2 separate regions of the Homo sapiens genome follow, and region 2 is linked to region 1. Evidence: chromatin loops called from intact Hi-C (ENCODE). Cell type or tissue: PC-3. All regions are shown on one strand.

Region 1 (8,000 bases):
AAATATATTTAAAAAAAATTAGCTGGGCATGGTGGCAGACGCCTGTAATCCCAGCTACTCTGGAGGCTGAGGCACAAGAATCACTTGAACCTGGGAGGCAGAGGTTGCAGTCAGCTATCATGCCACTGCACTCCAGCCTGGATGACAAAGTAAGACTCTGTCTCTCAAAAAAACAAAACTTATGAATTGTTTATTTCTGGAATTTTTAATTTAATATTTTTGGACGGTGGGTGATTGAAACAATGGAAAACAAAACCATAGATGACGGGAGGGAGAAACTGCTGTACATGAGTGTTCATAGCGACACTATTTGCAGTGCCAAAAGACAAAACCAATCCAATGTCCAGCAACATCTGAATGGATAAACAAATGTGGTACATACACACGGTGGAATATTATTCTGCCATAAAAAGGAATGAAGTACTGATTTGTGCTACGACATGAGTGAATCTTGAAAACAGTATGCTAAGTAAGAGAAGTCAGACACAAAAGACCAGAGATGTATGAGTTTACTTATATGAAATATCCAGAACACGTAAATCCATAGAAACAGAATGCAGATTGGTGGTGGCCAGAGGTGGGAGGTTTGGGGGAATGGGGAGTAATTGCTGAATAGGAACAGAGTTTATTTTGGAATGACAGAAATGTTTTGGACCAGACAGAGGTAGTGACTGCACAGTGTTGTGAATAACCAAGTGCCCTAAATGTTATGCTAGGTGAATTTCACTTCAAATTTTAAAATTCTACAGCAAACATCATACTTAATGGTGAAATATTGAAAGCATTCCACTGAGTTTAGAACAATGATGACCATTGTCACCACTTCTTTTTAACATGGTAGTAGAGGTCTTAGCCAGTGAAACAATTACAAACAAGAAAAAGAGGAAGAAAAAGAAAGGAGGAGGAGGAAGAGAAGATGTACAGGGGGAGGGAGAGGATAAATAAAATGTCTGAGAATCAGTAAGTTAGCCAGGTGTGATAGCATGCCTCTGTAGTCTCAGCTACTTGGGGAGCTGAGGCAGGAGGATCTCTTGAACCTGGGAGGTCAAGGCTGCAGTGAGCCAAGATGGCGCCACTACACTCCAGCCTGGGTGACAAAGTGAGACTCTGCCTCAAAAATATTTTAAATAAATAAAATAATAAATAAATAAATAAATGAAAATAAAAATTTTAAAAAAGAATCAGTAAGGGAGAAATTAAAATTGCTATAATACACAAATGACATTATTATAGACCTGGAAAGTCTAAACAAATCTACAGATAAACTGCTACCATGACTGGGTACAGTGGCCCATGCCTGTAATCCCAGCACTTTAGGAGGCTGAGGTGGGCGAATCATTTGAGGTCAGGAGTTCAAGACCAGCCTGGCCAACATGGTGAAACCCCGTCTCTACTAAAAATACAAAAATTATCCAGGCATGGTGGTGTGTGCCTATAATCCCAGCTACTCGGGAGGCTGAGACACGAGAATGGCTTGAACCCAGGAGGCAGAGGTTGCAGTGAGCAGAGATCACACCACTGCACTCCAGCCTCGGTGACAGAGTGAGACGCTGTCTCCAAAAAAAAACCTGCTACCATTAATAAATGAATTTAACAAGTCAGTAGATACAAAGTCAAAATTTTTAAAAATTCATTGTATTTCTATCTAATTAGAAATTGAAAAAAATTAAATATCATATACAGTAGCATCAAGGACATAAATATACAGGGATGAACGAAACAAAACTGTACAGAGCCTCTACACAAAAAATTATACAACTTTATGGAGGATTATAAAAGATCGTAAAAAATGAAAGGATATAATTTCAGGATATGTTCAGGATCGAAATACTCAGTATTGGCTAGGGGCAGTGGCTCACACCTGTAATCCCAGCAGTTTGGGAAGCTGAAGCGGGTAGATCACCTGAGGCCAGGAGTTTAATACTAGTCTGGCCAACATGGTGAAACCCCATCTCTACCAAAAATACAAAAATTAGTCGGGCGTAGTGGCGGGCACCTGCAATCCCGACTACTCAGGAGGCTGAGGTAGGAGAATCGCTTGAACCCAGCAGGTAGAGGTTGCAGTGAGACAGGGTTGTACCACTGCACTCCAGCCTGGGCAACAGAATGAGACTCTGTTTCAGAAAAAAGAAAGAAAAGAAATAGTATTGTTAAGATATCACTTCTCCCTAACTTGATCTATAGATTCAAAGCAATCACAATTAAAATCCCAGCGGATTTTTGTGGTGGCAGGGGTATAGGGGAAAGGGAATGAGGGAGGTTGAAATGGACAAACCAATTCTGGAATTTATGTGAAAATACAAAGGGCCAAGAATAGTTAGGAAAGTCTTGAAAAATAAAAACAAAGTTGAAGGATTTGGACCATAGTAGTTTCTTCTTATCTGTGAGGGTTATGTTTCAAGACCCCTGGTGGATGCCTGAAATCACAGATAATAGCAAAACCTATATATACTATGGTTTTTTTTTTCTGTTATATACCTATAATAAAATTGACTTACAAATTGGTCCCATTAAGAGATTAACAACAAAAACTAATAATAAAATAGAACAATTATAACAATATATAGGAATGAAAGTTATGCGAATGTGGTCTCTCCTTCTCAAAATATATCATTGTTCTGTACCTTGAGTAACATAAACCATGGAAAGAGGAACTGTAGACAAGGGGGTACTACTGGGCAATAACTAAAATAGCCCAGTATTAATGCAAAGACAGGCAAACAGGCCAATGTGAAATAACAGAGTGTCCAGAAACAGCACACACATATACAGACAAGACAAAAAATAACACGTTAGCACAGCGGGGAAGAGGTGGGTCTTTTCTATTAGTGGTGCTGGGTCAGCTGAATAACCATATAGGAGGAAAAAGAGTGAATCTTGACTCTTATCTCATACCATACACAAAAATCAAATCCAGATAGGCGCTGAATGTGAAAGGTGAAACAATAAAGCTTTTAGAAACTGGCGTAGAAAAATATATTTATGTCCTTATTTTAGGCAAAATGTATTAAGCAGGACACGAAGAAGCACAAATCATAAAAGAAAAGTAGATAAATTGGACTATATTAAAGAGTATCTGTTTATCAAACAAACTATTAAGAGAGTAAAAAGGAAAGCTATTGGAATGGGAAAAGATTTCTTGCATCTGGGTATGGTGGCTCATGCCTATCATCCCAACACTTTCAGAGGCCAAGGCAGAGGGATCGCTTGAGCCCAGGAGTTTAAGACCAGCCTGGACAGCATAGCAAGACCCTTTCTCTACAAATAGATAAATAAATATTTTTAAAAATATTTTTGCAATACATATAACTGACAAAGATCTAATATCCAAAATGCATAAAGAACTGCAAATTCATAAGAAAAAGATTAACAACTCAACAGAAAAAAAGCAAATGTCTAGAACACAAAGGATGTTCCAGACAAATGGCCAAGAAACTTGTTTAAAAAGTGTTAATCCTCATTAGTCATCAGTGAATCACAAGTTAAAACCACAGTGAGATATCCACCCACCAGTATACTCAAAATTGACATGACACGTCACTTGCTGGCAAATATGTGGTGGAACTGAAACTCCCAAACACCATTGGTAGAAATGTAATCTGGTACAACTTTGGAAAATGGTTTGGCACTATCAAAGCCAAATGTAAGTGGCCAGGCACAGTGGCTCACGCCTGTAATCCTAGCACTTTGGGAGGCCAAGATGGGTGGATCACTTGAGGTCAGGAGTTTGAGACCAGCCTGGCTAACATGGTGAAACCCCGTCCTACTAAAAATACAAAAATTAGCTGGGCGTGGTGGCGGGTGCCTGTAGTCCCAGCTACTCTGCAGGCTGAGGCAGGAGAATCGCTTGAACCCAGGAGGCAGAGGTTGCAATGAGCCAGGATTGTGCCACTGCACTCCAGCCTGGGCGACAGAGTGAGATTCTGTCTCAAAAAAGAAAAAAAACAAAAGGCTAAATGTAAATAAACCCTTTAACCAGCTAGGTATATACCTAATAAAACTGGCACATTTACACACGAAAAGGCATGTGTGAGAATATCTACAGTGACATCGTTTTTCATAGACAAAGATGAAAACAATCCAAATAGTCATAAACAGAAAAATAGATCAACAATGTGTGTATATTCGTACAATAAAATACTATGCAGAAAGGAATATGAGGGACAGCTAGTACACCCAGCTGCATTTCATAATGTTGAGTGAAAGAAGCTAAACATAAAAGAGGCCATGCTTTATGGTTCCACTGATGTAAAGTTCAAACAAAATCAAACTCATTTCTGGTGTCGGAAGTCAGAAGAGTGGTCCCCTGAGAAGAAAAGTGGCTGAGGGTGCAAGAGACCAGCTTCTGGGCTCCCACAAATTTGTGCATCTGACTGGGCATCACATGAGGGTGCTCGCTTTGAGAAAACTCATCAAGTTATGCCTTCTCTATGTTTATGTTCAATAAATAAGCGTGGGGTTTTTTGTTGCTTGTTTTTGTTTTTGTTTTTTTTGTACAGATGGGGTCTCACTAAGTTGCCCAGGCTGCTTTTGAACCCCTGGACTCAAGCAATCCTCTCACCTTGGCCTTCCAAAGTGCTGAGATTACAGGTGTGAGCCACTGCACCCGGCCTAAATAAGCTTTTTTTTAATGAATGTAGCTTATACACACCAGTCTTTGGTAAATCTAAAAATACACTTATAGATGCACAAATAACCAAAAAAAATCTTACCTTTGTCCCTTTCTTACACAGGCTGGGGTCCTAGCCCTGCTTACAAATCTCCACCATCTTCTCAACACTGTGCTAGAGTTTTCAGCAGAAACCTCGTGCATATTTACAAAATAGTCTGTCAAACATTTCAACTCCTACAAATTCCAGAAAACCAGTTGTATAGAGTCAAAATCAAAATCCAAGTTAGGGCTCAGCCAGAAGACTCTGTTACTCAAAAATAAGATCACATACCCCGACTTGTTTTTTGAATTTTTTCATGGACTTTTCCCCTTATCATCAGCATGTTTAAATCCACCGTATCTCCTTTAACAGCTATGTAATAATCTATTTTATAACTTTACAGTATTTTACTTAACAATCCCCTTTTAAAGGACATTTAGGTTGTTTCTAGCTTTTTGCTTTTATAAAAATGTTCCAGTGACTATTCAAGCACATACATCATTCTCATTTGATGATTTATCCTTTCATTTGAATAAGTTATCTGGGGCCAGGCACAATGGCTCACACCTGTAATCCCAGCACTTTGGGAGGGCGATGCAGGCAATCACCTGAGGTCAGAAGTTCGAGACCAGCCTGACCAACATGGTGAAACCCTGCCTCTACTAAAAATACAAAAATTAGCTGAGCATGGTGGCAGGCGCCTGTGGTCCCAGCTACACAGGAGGCTGAGGCAGAAGAATCACTTGAACCCGGGAGACAGAGGTTACAGTGTGCCCAGATTGAACCACTGCACTCTAGCCTGGGCAACAGAGGGAGACTCCACTGAAAAAAAAAAAAGTTATTTGAAGTTGAAATATTAGGCCAAGTGGCTGGCTGTGTGTAGTGGTTCACACCTGTAATCCCAAACCTTTTGGAGGCTGAGGCAGGAAGATCACTTGAGGCTAGGAGTTTGAGGGCAACCTGGGCAATATAGCAAGACCCTATATCTACAAAAGATTTTTAAAAATTAGCCAGGTGTGGTGGTGCACACCTGTAATCTCAGCCCTTTGGGAGGCTAAGAGAGGAGGATTGCTTGAGCCCAGGAATTTGAGGGTACAGTGAGCCATAACGGCACCACTGCCCTCCAGCCTGAGTGATGGAGCAAGACCCCGTCTGAAAAAAATTTAAAAAAGAAAGATTTAAAAAAGAAAAACTCACAACCACCCTATAAGGCAGACACAACTGTACTTTACAGAGGAGAAACTGAAATTCAGAGCATTAAGTGATTTGCCCAAAATCCCCAAAGCTGGTAAGTGGCAGGGCCAGCCTGGTCCACAGGGGGCTTAACCCTGCTGTACTCTGTGACCTTACTTCACTTTTGTCGAGGGTCCGCTGATCCCTGAGCCCTGCTGTGTTAGCAGTTACCATGGAAGAACTTTCTCCAAAGAGAGAGGTGGTTCTACCCCGGCTTTTGGGAAAAGCACCCACATGTGCCTGCAGGGAAGGAAAGGGCTTCTGAAGGGCTATCCCTCCCCGGGGGGCTTGGCTGGGGCCCTGAACGGGGCACCAACTGTGCTCTGGTCTTCAGAGCTGAGCCAGGGACGCCCAGGATGGGTTCTCCTCTCCACCAAGCAGGGGATGTGTGCACTGCAGCTTCCTCCAGGCTCTGTCTCCACACACCTTCTGGGCACCAGGGGACTCTGAGCACAGCCTCAGCCCCAGCCTGCACCTCTGCCAACTGGGAGCTGGGGGCTCTTGGCTGTTGCGTCCATCAAGACTCTCAAGGGTCATCACAGCTTCCAAACAGAGCCCCTTTTTCCCCCAGTCCTCCTCCAGGAAGCCCCCTGGAGCCCCAGCCCACAGACAGTGCCCCTGGGATGTGCTGGCCATCCCCTCCTCCAGCCCATCGTTTTCCCTGCAGGTCTGTCTTCAGGACCTGTCTTCCTTTTCTCCTTAATCCACACCTCCTTCTCCTTCTCAAGCAGGAACTAGACCGTTTTCACCTTGGAGGTCCCCACAGTCCCCAGCCAAGAGCTGGGCTCACAGAACGTGCTTAATAAACTGGGCACAGTGGCTCACGCCTGTATTCCCAGCACTTTGGGAGGCTGAGGCGGAGGATTGCTTGAGCCCAGGAGTTCAGCAACAGCCTGGGCAACATAGTGAGACCCTGTCTCTATAAAAAATTTACAAAATAAAATTAGCTGTACATGGTGGTGTGCATCTGTGGTCCCAGCTACTTTGGGAGACTGAGAACTATAATGGGAGGATCGCTTGAGACCAGGAAGTCAAGACTGCAGTGAGCTGTGACCACACCACTGCACTTCCACTTGGGCAACAAAGCAAGATCCTGTCTCTTAAAACACACACACACACACACACACACACACACACACACACCCCACATCATTTTGTAAAGGTCAAAATATAAAAATAAAAAAGAAAGTGCTTAATAAATACTGGTGATGGGCTGTACCTGGTGGCTCATGCTTATAATCCCAGCACTTTGGGAGGCCAAGGCGGGCGGATCACTTGAAGTCAGGAGTTCCAGACCAGCCTGGCCAATATGGTGAAACCCCGTCTCTACTGAAAAATACAAAAATTAGCCAGACATGGTGGCGGGTGCCTGTAATCCCAGCTACTCAGGAGGCTGAGGTAAGAGGATCACGAATCAGGGAGGCGGAGGTTGCAGTGAGCCGAGATCGCACCACAGCACTCCAGCCTGGGCATCGCAGCAAGACTCTGTCTCAAAAAAAAAAAAAAATAGTAATTAATTAAAAAAATAAATATTGGTGATGAATGGGCACATAAATAGCTCCATCAAAGAATTTCCAAATGAACACGCTTACGTGCGTGTGACTCCTTTATGAAAGGAGCATGGCTGGAGAATGGCTTGAATGCTTTGGGTTATGGTGGAAACGGAAAACCTGCCTTTGGGATTGAGCTCTGCCCTGACCAGTTTTGGTCCCTGGCTTGGGATGAATCACAAATAACCTTTCCAAACCTGGGATTCCTCATGTGTGAAAATGGACGTGATGGAGCAGTTCCGCACTCCTCACAGGTTTGAGGGAAGGGAAGGAGGTGAAGGCCACGGCGAGTGGCAGCGTGAAGAGTGGTCCTAATTTCACTTTCCATCCACTGTGCAGTGTAGTGATAAATACCTGGGAGCAAGAGAGGGTCTTCCTCAGGGCCCCCAAGCCCATGCAGTACACGGCAGTTCACTTCTCCTCCACTGGCCCAAGAGGAAAGCTGTGTTTTCAGCCTTTATTACATACATCTATGTATAGAGATATAGATATCTATTTTTTGAGACAGGGTCTCACTCTGTTGCCCAAGCTAGAGTGAAGTGACGTGATCTCAGCTCACTGCAGC
Region 2 (8,000 bases), 170 kb before region 1:
TCTGAGGTGGCAGACGCCTGGCTTGGCATCCATCTCCCCTCCCTGCATGGCCTAGTCTTCCCTGGAGACAGAGATGGTCGTGTATGTGAGTCCTGGAAAATGAGATGGAAGCGTAAGTGTGTGGTGGATGTCATGGAAGGCCACCTAAGGGAAACATCTCTCCTGGGAACTGGTGTGCACGCCGCCTGCCTCCTCCCTCAGTCTAGCCTCTGGAACAGAGAACGCACCCTCTCCATTACTCCTGCCTCCTTCAAGACTCTTGTCAAATATCACCTCTCAATGAGATTTCTTCTTTTTATTCTTTTTCTGAACTCTGTTGCCCAGGATGGAGTGCAGTGGCACAATCATAGCTCACTGCAGCCTCAAACTCCTGGGCTCAAATGATCCTTCCTCCTCAGCCTCCTGAATATCTGGGACCACAGGTGTGCACCACCACACCTGGCTAATTTTTTTATTTGTAGAGACGATATCTCACTATGTTGCCCAGGCTGGTTTTGAACTCCTAGGCTCAAGCAATCCTCCTGTCTTGACCACCCAAAGTGCTGGAATTACAGGTGTGAGCCACTCAGCCCAACCTCAATGAGATCTTTTCTAACTGCCCTACTTAAAATATCGACACCCCTCCCTTCCCAACTCTCCCGACCATCCTTTCCCTGCCTTTCCCCCAATGTGGTCTACTTTTTAATATTGTAAAATGTACATATTTAGATTTGGTATTTATTGCCTGCTCCCCCACTGGAATATCAACCTCACGATCACGAGGGCAGGGAATTGTCTTCTTTTTTTTTTTTTTGGTCTCTTTTAACACTGATGTATTCCAAGCACCCAGAAAGAACCCATGATAGACATTAATAAGTATCCTGAATGAATAATACACCTCAGCCATTCCATGCCATTTGAAACCCAGACATTCTTAAGGTTCAGCGTTACTCCCACTTTCCATAAAAACCAAGTCCTATAGGCTGCCTCTGCATATCACCTCTCTGATCAATTTTATCCTCTCTATGTCCCCAAACATTGCCTGCATTTGAGGCTCTGTCATCTCCCTCTAGCTATGACATCAGCATCCTATCTTTCCTTTCTTTTTTTTTTTTTTTTTTTTGAGATGGAGTTTCACTCTTGTTGCACAGGCTGGAATGCAGTGGTGCCATCTCGGCTCACTGCAACCTCCGCCTCCCAGGTTCAAGTAATTCTCCTGCCTCAGCCTCCTGAATAGCTGGGATTACAGGCACACACCACCACGCCCAGCTAATTTTTGTATTTTTAGTAGAGACGGGATCTCACCATGTTGGCCAGGCTGTTCTTGAACTTCTGACCTCAAGCGATCCACCTGCCTCAGCCTCTCAAAGTGCTGTCTCTCTGTTCTCAATCCTTTCCCCTCCAACCCACCCTACAGAGAGAGGACCTCACAGTGTTAATGTCCTGCTTAAAACCTTTCTATGGCAGGCGGGCATGGTGGCTTACACCTGTAGTACCCCGGGAGACTGAGGCAGGAGGATGGCTCAAGCCCAGGAGTTTGAGTTCAGCCTGGGCAACATAGTGAGACCCTGTCTCAGAGAAAACAAATTTATGAGTTTCAAGTCAAGGCTAAATTGGAAAAAATAAAATAAATTTAACCAGCCTCTCTATGGCCCCCATGGCCTTCTCAGGAAATCCAGTCTCCAGTGGTCCTGAAGCCTTAAGTGGTCTGGACCCACTTCCTGCTGTGCCTGCTCATCCTCACACCATCCCCCACAACATTCCTCAGGCCTGCAGAACATCTTACTGCTGGCCACAGAGCTCTCCTGCAGACATTTTCATCTTCTGCTCTTTCTGCTGAAAATGATCTCCCTGCGTCTTTTTTTTTTAAGAGTCTTGCTATGTTGCCTGGGCTGGTCTTGAACACCTGGATTCCAGATATCCTCCCGCCTCTGCCTTCTTGGTAGCTAAGATTACAGGCATGAGCTGTGCTATTCAGGTTCCCCTGCCTCTCATCAGGCTTGTTCCTACCTTCCTTGGGGACGTCCTCCAGGAAGCCTTCCTTAGCTTCACACCAGGCTGGGTGAGCTGCCTCATATCTGTGTTCACATATCAACTTGTGCTGATCTTGGTCGGCTTTTCTGACTCGGCCATGAGATCATGTGAGCCTTGAGGACGGAGTTTTGTCTTATTTTATAATCCCAGTGAGGCTGGGTGCAGTGGTGTGCATCAGTAAACCCAGGTTCTGCAGTGAGCTATGCAGTGAGCTATGATAATATCTGTGAATAGCCACTACACTCTAGGTTGGGCAACAGAGCAAGACCCCATCTTTAGAAAATAAAAACAGGCCAGGCACAGTGGTTCACATCGGTAATCCCAGGACTTTGGGAGGCCAAGGTGGGTGGATCACCTGAGCTCAGGAGTTTGAGACCAGCTTGGCCAGCATGGCAAAACCCCATCTCTACTGAAAATACAAAAATTAGCTTGGCACGGTGGCGCATGCCTGTAACCCCAGCTACTCAGGAGGCTGAGGCTGGAGAATCGCTTGGACCTGGGAGGCGGAGGTTGCAGTGAGCTGAGATCGTGCCACTGCACTCTGGCTTGGGTGACAGAGCAAGACCCCATCTCAGAAAAAAAAAAAAAGTAAATAATAAATAACAAAACAAATTAAATTTATTATTTAAATTTTTTAAATAACAAATGATAATCCCAGTGAGGATACATCATCTAAATAGTAGGCACTTAGTAAATAAGAAGGGAAGGAAAGCAGGAAGAAGGGAAGAGGGAAAGCAGAAAAGAAGAAAGAAAGGTCTCAAATGCTCAGCTCTCTTTCTGGGCACATGGTGGGGCTGCACCTCTCCACCCACTTGAGCTCGTGCACGGCCATGTGATCTGCTTTGGCCCATGAAGTATGAGTGAAAATGACATGTGTCACTTTTAGGCAGAAGCAGACAGGTCAGTCTGTGGTCTCCATCCTCTTTTTACTGCCTGCTGGGTCACAGAAGCACTTGTTGAGATGGAGTCTCTGTCACACAAGGCCCCTGAGTGACTAAGACAAGCAGAGCCCCTGGTGGACCTGCAGTGGACACACAGCATGGGGTGAGAAAGACACTCTGTTCTTTTGAACTGCTGAGAGTTTAGGGTTTATTATTAACCTAGCACAACCACGTCTCTTCTTTTTTTTTTTTTTTTTTGAGATGGAGTTTCACTCTTGTTCCTCAGGCTGGAATGCAGTGGCGTGATCTCAGATCACTACAACCTCCACCTCCCAGGTTCCAGCGATTCTCCTGCCTCAGCCTCCTGAGTAGCTGAGATTACAGGTGCCCACCCAAAGTACTGGGATTATGGGTGTGACCCACCTTGCCCAGCCACGTCTCTTCTTTTCTTTTTTAATTTCAACTTTTGTTTTAGATGCAGAGGATATACATGCAGGTTTGTTACATGGGTATATTGCATGATGCCGAAGTTTAAGGTACGATTGATTCTGTCACAAGCATAGGACCCAATAAGTAGTTTTCCAACCCCTGCAGCTCTCTTCCTCTACCCTCTAGGAGTCCCCAGTGTCTATTGTTTCCATCTTTGTGTCCCAATACCCAATATTTTGCTCCCACTTATAAGTAAGAACATGGGGTATTTGGTTTTCTGTTTCTATGTTAATTCAAGTGCAGTTGGTTTGAGGTATCAGGGAAAATCGCATCTTTTTACCCTTCTATTTGCTAAGAATATCAGACACTACCTTGCCTTTCCCACTGCTATACAATTTCAATTCCAATTGTCTGTTTTCCATAGATTCTTGCAAAGATGCTATAAGGTGAACAGGTGAAATATTATTTATTTATTTATTTTTTTTTTTTTTTGAGACGGAGTCTCGCTCTGTCGCCCAGGCTGGAGTGCAGTGGCGGGATCTCGGCTCACTGCAAGCTCCGCCTCCCGGGTTCACGCCATTCTCCTGCCTCAGCCTCCCAAGTAGCTGGGACTACAGGCGCCCGCCACTACGCCCGGCTAATTTTTTGTATTTTTAGTAGAGACGGGGTTTCACCGTTTTAGCCGGGATGGTCTCGATCTCCTGACCTCGTGATCCGCCCGCCTCGGCCTCCCAAAGTGCTGGGATTACAGGCGTGAGCCACCGCGCCCGGCCCAGGTGAAATATTATTATCCTCCACCTACAAACTAAGAAAAAGAACCTGAATGACTGCCCGGGACTCCCTGGGTAGGAGAGAGGGGAGCTAACACCAGAGCCCAGGTCCCCAGCTCCCCACCCAGGGCTTCACTGCTTGGCTCCAGTCAATAAAATAGCACAGGTCTAAAGAGTCTAAAATCTGGAGGTCCCCACCAGAAAGGGATCCTTCTTTTTTTAAAAAGGAAATATATCCAAAGGTTAGAATCAGGCCAGGCGCGGTGGCTCACACCTGTAATCTCAACACTTTGGGAGGCCAAGGCAGGTTGATCACTTGAGGTCAGGAGTTCGAGACTTGCCTGGCCAACATGGTGAATCCCCCATCTCTACTAAAAATACAAAAATTAGCGGGGAATGGTGGCAAGTGCCTGTAATCCCAGTTACTCGGTAGGCTGAGGCAAGAGAATCGCTTGAACTTGGGAAGCAGAGGTTGCAGTGAGCCGAGATTGCACCACTGCACTCCAGCCTGGGTGACAGAGTGAGACCCCTTCTCAAAAAAAAAGAAAAAAAGGGTTGGAATCGTGGACTTTAAAGCCCGACTGCCCAAGCTGGCCCCAGCTCCAGCCCTCACTACCCAGAGATCATGAGCATAGCTCCCTCTCTCTCAAGCTCCATTCCTCCAGGCCTGTAACACTGGGATAATAATAGTATCTACTTCTTACTCTTGTGAGTTTTAAATAAACAAATCCATGAAGAAGACTTGGCATGGCGTCTGGCATATAATAAAGGCTCGCTGAGATTTCTCTATGACTACCCTGTTATCACAGTTCTTTCCATTTAAACAGCCGCCTTCCAGGACTGTAATGCCAGGCTGCTGCCACAAGGTGGCACTGTTGTCTCTGGCCACCCTTCCTGAGTCGCTAAAGCTTCATTTCTCAAAATGCCAAGTTGAGTCAGGACGGAAGGAGAACCCAGAAAAAGATGACAGAGTCCGAGAACTCCAGACAAAAACGTGACTTCCTTGTCACATCAAAAATGATGAAACTGCTTCCGTCTTTTATCTCTGCTCTTTCTTGTAGCTGGATCCCCACACCTCAGAATAGGCTGAAGCAGCTGGTAAAATTGGGCTGCCCAGCCCCAACCCCACACCACGGGTATAACTGGGCGGGGGGTCCTAGTGGAAGGTGATTGAATCCACTGCTGTAGAGAAGGGCTTCTAGGGCTGTAGCACGCTTACGCCTCACCTGGGCACCTTATGAAAATGCAGATTCCGATTCTCAGCCTCTCTGTGCCTTATTTCCTTCATCTCAAAATAGGGAATAATAATGGCACCTACTTCAGGGAGTTATTATGCAGAAAAAGATGACAGCATGATCAGTTAAGTGATTAATTGAATAAGCAGGGCACATGGCGAGTGTCCTTGCAAGCTTTTATGTTAGAGAGAAAAAAAAGGTCAGGCTTGGGGCTGTGGGATGGGGCCTGGCACTGTGCATTTCTTTTTTGTTTGTTTGTTTTTGTTTTTGTTCTTTGAGACGAATTCTTCACTCTGTAGCCCAAGCTGGAGTGCAGTGGTGCAATCTCAGCTTACCGCAACCTCCACCTCCGGGGGCTCAAGCGATTCTCGTGCCTCAGCCTCCCAAGTAGGTGGGACTGCAGGCGCGTATCACCACGCCCAGCTAATTTTTTGTATGTCAGTAGAGACGGGGTTTCACCATGTTGCCCAGGGTCATTCCGAACTTCTGAGCTCAGGAGATCCGCCCGCCTCGGCCTCCCATTACAGGTGTGAGCCACCGCGCCCAGCCAGCACTGTGCATTTCTAACAAGCTCTTGAGTGAGGTCTGTGCTGCGGTTCCGGGCCCCATACTCTGAGGACCTGGCCCATTTGTGGCAAATGGAATTGGCGACCTCTTGGAAGTCAAGGCTGCAGTGAGCCGAGTTCCTTATGCATGCCGGTTCACCCAGCCGCACAACAGCCCTGTGAAATCAGTGTCATTGTTGCCGTTTTATGGATGATAAATGAAAACATTAAGTAACTGTCCCAAGGTTGTAACAGCTAATTATTAGCAGAGCCGGAACTCAAACACAATACACTCTGCTAAATCAAATGTTATTGTTTTATGTTGAATTAAAGTAAACGTGGCCCAGCTTTCCCTCCCTGACTTCTCAAGACAAAGAGAAAAGATCACGGAGGCAGCAGAGAGTGGAAAGGAGGGCAGCGCCTGGAGCCAAATCTATCGGACTCACAGTCTGTCCAGTCAGGAGCTGTGTGACCCTGACGAGTTGCTCAGCCTCTCTGTGCCTTATTTTCTTCATCTCAAAATAGGGAATAATAATGGCACCTACTTCGGGGAGTTATTATGCAGAAAAAGATGACAGCATGATCAATTAAGTGATAAATTAAATAAGCAGGACACATGGTGAGTGCTCAGTCATTGTCTGCACCGAGGGCTTATGTCCAAGGCTGTGAGAACTGCAGGGACCCATGATCTCCACTTTGGGCTTTAGGGAGCTCACAGTCTGATGAGGGAGAGTGGGGAAAGTGATCGCAGAAGGCCCATCGGAGCACCCATGGGGAGCAATCACCACCACGCAGCTCAGCATAAGGCAGCCACCAGCACCCCACAGGAACTGTCAAAGCTCATCTGTATGTTCATCTGCTCCTACACTCCCCAAACAAGTTTAACACCTTGAGTGAGTCCACTCATTATGGATGCAACGAGACCACAGAGGACATGAGATGGAGGCTGTGAATCCACTAGGCCCTTTGTTCCAAAAGACTCTTGCAGCAGGAGCTGACCACAACGCGAATGACTGCAGTGTGTAAAGACATGATTTGTACCATCAGGCCTCTAAATGCACACCTGCGACTTCACATGGTGCCTCAACAGTGATCCATTCCAAGGCCGGAGGAGAAACAGCCTCGCATTTACTGAGATAAGGTGGCTGGTCTCAAATGTGGGGCCTGGCTGTTTTCAAGGGTGAGTCTAGACACTCTTTACTCTGTAGTTGCAGTTTAAACCCTGGGTAATTTGAGCCTGCTCATCTGGGTCATAGTTAACAATGTGTCTTCAAGAGACTGGAAACAAACTGCCCTTCAGGAAACCAGGTACAGTCTCAGCTACTCTGGACGCTGGGGTAGCAGGATCCCTTGAGCCCAGGAGTTCAAGGCTATAGTGCACTATGATTGCACCTGTGAATAGCCACTGCACTCCAGCCTGGGCAACATCGGGAGACCTCATCTCTAAAAATTAATAAAATAAATGCCCATCATTAGGGAACTAGTGAAAGAAATTGTAAAATAAGCTGCTTGAGCAGATAAAAGCAATAGAATGTGGGGGCTCTCAATGTTCTTATATAGATAGATTTCGTCCTATGAAAATAACAAGCTACGGCTGGGCATGGTGGTTCACACCTGTAATCCCAGCACTTTGGGAAGCTGAGGCAGGCAGATCATCACCTGAGGTCAGGAGTTCGAGACCAGCTTGGCCAACATGGCGAAACCCCATCTCTACTAAAAATATAAAAATTAGCTGGGCATGGTGGCATGCACCTGTAATCCCAGCTACTAGGAGGCTGAGGCAGGAGAATTGTGTGAACCCAGGAGGTGGAGGTTGCAGTGAGCAGAGATCACACTACTTCACTCCAGCCTGGGTGACAGATTGAGACTCCATCTCAAAAATAAAAATAAAAATAAATAAAATAAAATGTAGAAAGATAGTCCCAGCAACTAAGGAGTCTGAGGCAGGAGAATCACTTGAGCCCAGGAGTTTGAGGCTGAAGTGACCCTTGATCGTTCCACTGCACGCCACCTTGGGCAACAGATTGAAACCCCAACGCACATACAAAAAAAAAGGTGGAAAGTTCCACAAAAAACAAACAGTAGTGGTTATCCCTAAGGGAGTCCACTAGGAAGACGGGGGACAGA

The links. Peaks named below come from ENCODE experiments on the same cell type or tissue, not always from the same donor. Only the 100,000 strongest peaks of a DNase experiment are listed, where the experiment ranks them.
Region 2: it touches region 1 in a loop (4-fold over the local background); 9 of 110 quality-filtered maps call a loop at or near these places.

The regions. Positions count from the first base shown.
Region 1 is chr16:48,454,065-48,462,064 of GRCh38, reverse strand. No RefSeq gene overlaps it. Among named protein-coding and RNA genes, the nearest start is that of SIAH1, 73 kb to the right of the region's middle. RefSeq lists an enhancer at 5,794-6,293. In PC-3, no CTCF peak of the experiment used is centred here; a DNase peak (open chromatin) is centred at 3,524; H3K27ac peaks cover 1,766 bases.
Region 2 is chr16:48,627,556-48,635,555 of GRCh38, reverse strand. The region is part of intron 1 of LOC105371240 (a long non-coding RNA gene); the gene reads right to left. Among named protein-coding and RNA genes, the nearest start is that of N4BP1, 21 kb to the right of the region's middle. RefSeq lists enhancers at 5,279-5,778, 5,779-6,280. In PC-3, a CTCF peak has its summit at 4,967 (motif pointing right); a DNase peak (open chromatin) is centred at 4,995; H3K4me3 peaks cover 494 bases.